Regions from separate parts of the Homo sapiens genome. Here region 2 is linked to region 1. The links are chromatin loops, found by intact Hi-C in ENCODE. Cell type or tissue: IMR-90. All regions are shown on one strand.

What was found. A loop is a pair of places that touch in the nucleus more often than their neighbours do. Peaks named below come from ENCODE experiments on the same cell type or tissue, not always from the same donor. Only the 100,000 strongest peaks of a DNase experiment are listed, where the experiment ranks them.
Region 2: it touches region 1 in a loop (5-fold over the local background); 2 of 110 quality-filtered maps call a loop at or near these places.

Annotation. Positions count from the first base shown.
Region 1 is chr5:163,563,264-163,565,763 of GRCh38, reverse strand. No RefSeq gene overlaps it. Among named protein-coding and RNA genes, the nearest start is that of MAT2B, 59 kb to the right of the region's middle. In IMR-90, a CTCF peak has its summit at 1,264; a DNase peak (open chromatin) is centred at 1,243.
Region 2 is chr5:164,051,480-164,053,979 of GRCh38, reverse strand. No RefSeq gene overlaps it. Among named protein-coding and RNA genes, the nearest start is that of LINC03000, 240 kb to the left of the region's middle. In IMR-90, no CTCF peak of the experiment used is centred here; DNase peaks (open chromatin) are centred at 1,249 and 2,059; H3K27ac peaks cover 267 bases.

The DNA of each region.
Region 1 (2,500 bases):
TGAGGTTGTCCCCATTGAACCATCAGGATAAAAGATGACTGGACTCTCAAGTGTCCTTGGGGTTTAACCAAGGACAACCCCAGGCCAGCCCACTTTTAAAGACGAAGCTCTCCCAGGTGCTGAAAATCGAATGCCCGCAAGGCCAGGCAATTACTCTAAGTGCTACAGCAGGGAGGTCTAGATTTAGGATCATTTTTTTTTCTTGAGACATGTGGCTCTCCTACTATACCTTTCTATTTTTTTTTTTCCTTTGAGACGGGCATGGGTATTAAATTCTCATTTTCCTTTTTATTACAACGAAAAGAGTACAAACGTGGTTAAAAAGGGCACCTCCCTTAGTGTCAGGAAAACAAAAGGGAAGATCTGTGTGTGCAGTGACTGCATAAAGCCACAAAGGTGGCTCTGCCGATTGTCACCAGGGGCTGTTCAGGCTAGAAATACCATGCTGTCCGATGTTTCAAGAAAAGCAAGAAACCTAGATCTTTAATGAGAAGTCTTTGCATTTAAGCGTTGAAAACTAATTTTTTTTAAAATGGACAGGCCAATATAACATGGCAAACCAAATATTCCCATAGAAAAGATGCTAGTACTGCCTACTTTTGGGTGAAACCTCTGCATTATTCTGCCTTAGGAAGAGTGAGCTGGTTAGTTCTGAGTGAAGACCTCCAGAACCCAGAGAGACTGGGGGACATTAGGAACCCAGCAGGACCAAGCCCATCCGTGAAAGGAACACTTCAGAGTTTCTGTGACCGCGGAGTAAGTAAGGTCACACAAGGTATCCTCAGAGAAAGCTGGCTGTAGTCTCCCTACTTAATGGGCGTGGAGAAACATTAATCACAAAGATAATCCAATAGGAACAACAGGATGAGAATCATATCGAAAGGGTATTGGAGGGTTTGGGGGGGAAAGACGGGTTTATGTATTATCTCTGTGACATTTTCAATGAAATGCAAAATCAACAGAGCATCTTCTGCCAGGGTCACTGTGGTAATGAATGCTGACCTCAACTTGTTAGCACACCAATCCCTCAAAACAGCAAAAAAGAGAAAAAATCAACTGCCTTTGCTACCTTTATCAGCATAAACAAAGAGATAAAAATACGGTATAAAATTTTAACTGTCTTTCCCCATTCTACCTGCAAATGCGAAATTCCCCTGTGCTTCAATAAAGGAAAAATACATCCAATGAAGTCTAACAAATGTGCCATCTGTTCAGAAAGCAGCAGGCGAGCATCTTTTACACGTGACACCATTGCCCTCGTGTGGTCTAAAAGAATAGTGCAGCTGTTTCCCAAGGAGGCTTGAAAGGTTATGACTAAAAACTGTAGTTTTCATAAATATAAAACATTTACAACATTGAACAATATGTGAAAAAAACTTACACTTTAAAGAACACAAAAACTGGGCTTATTGTGTTGACTGTAAACATAAATTAAAAACAATAAAATAAAAATAAAGAGAATAAAGAACACAAATACCGCTTACAATAAAACCTCTGTTCAAATCAGATTCCGGTCTCTGGGTTTCATTCCACACTGAATTACCTTATAGCAAGGAGAAGAAATCAAGTGGGAAAAAATGTCATTAAAATAGCTGAATAGCAAGGAGGTGCAATTCTCTGACCTAATGATGACATTGGACACTTCCCTGCCACAGGGGTCCATACCTGGCTTTTCATCTCACTGCCTTCCTGCGGGGTTGCTGCAAGGGAGACTGGCGGGGGAAGACCTGTTGCTTTTCACATTCATTTGTAGGCTCCACACCATCAGTTGTTACCTCTGCACCATTCAAGTCCAAGATAACCCCAGAGGTCATTTCTGGGTAGTCATCCTCTCACAGGGTAGGAGGAATTCAACACTTGGACACAGAGTAGAAAGGAAAACTTCCCCAGGATGGTGAACCAGACAGAATGGAAACAACGGTACACCTAAAACTACATAAATCATACCTTTATTTCCTTTTCCCATTTCCTGACTATAGGGTGACTCAACCAATAAACAATGATTTTCAGTGGAGTATATACAGATGTAAAACAAGGTGCCAGGCACACTCAAGATAGAAACCCTTCTGATCCAACTTATCTGTAAAATGGAAATGATGCCATCTATTTAATCCTTACCATCACCCTAGGGAGGATTGAGGTGCAATAGGACTCTTTTTTTCCCTTGGGAGTTAAAGTCTCTCCAAGATTGAACAAAGCCTGTAGGTTTTTAACGTAACATTCTAGTTTGAATTTAGGTGCAAGTGCTAGATTTAAATTTCATGCATGTGATTGTTTAAGTGATAATCTGAAAACACAGTGGGTAACTTGAGCTCATATAACCCAGCACTTGAAAGCCTAGTTGTTCCCAGTTAAGTGTCAAAACCAGGCCAGTTGGTAACAAAATAAAAGACCCTTAAGCTTTTATTTTGGGAGCCTGACATAGCTGCCAGGTCTACACAGCTGCAATCAGTGTTAGAAAATGCTGTCTGACTGGCTGGTACTAACCAGCTGGACCCAG
Region 2 (2,500 bases), 490 kb before region 1:
TTATAATACCATGTTATCAGTGCTATGTCAAAATATGTACATATACTATTCATTCAGCTGGCTGCTCTGAGACTGGGACTATACTAACCACTGCAATGAAAACTATTCTTACAGAATTTGAGGTCTGGGCAGGAAATAACTAATTCTATCTAAGATATAGGAAAAGATTTCATAGAGGTGATTTCAGAGTAGCGTCTTAATAAAGAAGGTCATGACAAAGAGAGAATATTATGTGCAAAAGTACGGGGACTATTACATTTTGTGGAATGTCGTTAACATTGAAGTTAGCTTTGTGTGGCTTTTCCTAATCAGTGAAAGCATATTCTCTGTGAAATCCCAAAATGTTGAATTTATGTATGTTATCTATCTGATAATATGATACAATCTCAAAGTTTGTGTTTTCTGGTTTTGGACTCATCTGAATCCCTATTAAAATGCTAGGGAAAAATCGTCAAATTTAGGTCTTATAATGAAATAATAGATGCTTTCCAAAAGGTAAAATGTGCCAGTAGTAAGGTGCTTATAATTTATTTTCTAAGCATTATCATTCAGATAAGCTAAAAAGGCCCAATGGCCAGAGACTGCCATTAACTTCTATCAACACAAAGATCTTATCTGTTTTGAACACACTGTATACTGCAGTGTCTGAGATCTGGAAAATGTCCAATAGCTATTTTTGTTGTTGAATGAATACAAAATCATGTTCTGATAACTTATTTGACTCACTGACTGTCTCACCATAGCCAAGAATGGCATCTGTAGATTGTTGGCCCCAATCATCGTGGGTTTTTTTTTCCTGGAAATTCCCACTTTAACCTTCTAGCCAATGAATTTGAATAAATACATTAATATCCTAATGGTGTATGAAACTCATGACCAAGCAGAGTTTAGATCATAGGTGAGAATCACAGAAATATTTATACATTTAAAACATCTGAATTTTCTTGCTGTCTAACTAAGCACTTCCTATAGTCTCTGGTTCCTCACGTATCTGGATGGTTATCATAAATCTGTATCTGTCTTGTAGCCTAGTTTGTGATATCCTCAGAGACGTGTTGAACTGAACTGGCAAACCATGGACACTTACCCTGCAACCTGCCTGCAAATGCTGTTAGAATAGTTAAATAACTTGAAATCCAACTGAATGACAGTAATGTTTATTTCAACACTTTCCAATTCAACAAAAAGGCAAACAAAGCAGACCTCCTAGCTTGTTTCATCACAAGAAAATGAAATGGGGTTCAACATAATTGCATGAGAAATGATGGGTTGGATTTGCTGGTAATTCAAGAGCTAGTGAGTCAGTTCAGCTCATTTCTGGCATTTTGACACAGGCTTTTCTATCTGTGTTTATTCTTTTTTCCTCTCACATTGTATGAGTGGAGAATCCCTTTCCTTTCCGAATTGAAAGAAACACAATTACAAATTATAAATCACCTTTACCTTACTTTCACTTGGTGTTGCTGACCAATAAATTACAACAGCAATACATTTATCTATTATTGTTAAGGGAGAGAGAAACCCAGACACCTAGATTTAACCATAGGTTTTCTGAAAAATGTCTTGTAAAGTCAGCTTAAGGAGAGTATGTTAGCTTTAAATTAGTTTTCAATTAGTTCAAAAACAGGAACATGAATAACCAAAGTAAAACTTCCTTTGGAACTAGCAAAAGAAGATACTTATTTTACAATGTTAAAAAGTATCTTTGTGGGTAAAGCTTTGAACCACAAGCTAGGAGGTCTGCTCTGTTTGCCTTGCTAGGCCATTATTTCACCTTGAAAATTTGAATAAGACCCTTGAATAATGTGTATCTCATTTTCCTTATCTGTTGAATAGCAATAATACTTTACATACCACTACAAAGTTTTCTCTGAAAATCGTCTCACAATATATGAGAAAATACTTAAGAAAGTATTATGCAATGTACAAATATTTGTTATCACATAGACTCTTCTGTGTACACATAGTATTGTGTTAAATCCTATAGAGAATTTACTCAGGAAGACAGAATCATCAGGGCTAGTCATCCCTGATTGGTTTTTAAGTAACCACTTAAAAATTCTGTTATGACCTTTCAAAGAGCAAAGAAAGGCTCACATATTTTTGGCTTCTCTAGATGCTGAGTAATTCAGGGTCTGAAGAGAGGAAAAGCCAGTTGAATTTGTTAAGTGCTTTCATTGAGATGAACAAGGTAAATAACACAAGATATAAATATTGAATATTGACTATAATACTATCCCTTGCCCTCAGAGTTGAGAGTTTAGTTAACATAAGTGTAGACAAATTATAATTTGATCTTCCCCCAAAATATCCTCCAAATGCAAATTGTTAAATTCAAAATTCCCCAGTCTCCATGTCCTCCTATCCTCTGTGTTTCACTCTTCAACTATAGCAATTATTCATGTCCTTATTCTGACACCACTGAGCTCTACTGTGTCTTCGACCCCTTTACTTCTCCTTCTCTCTGACAACTTCACCCAACATATTTATCTTTCTTCCC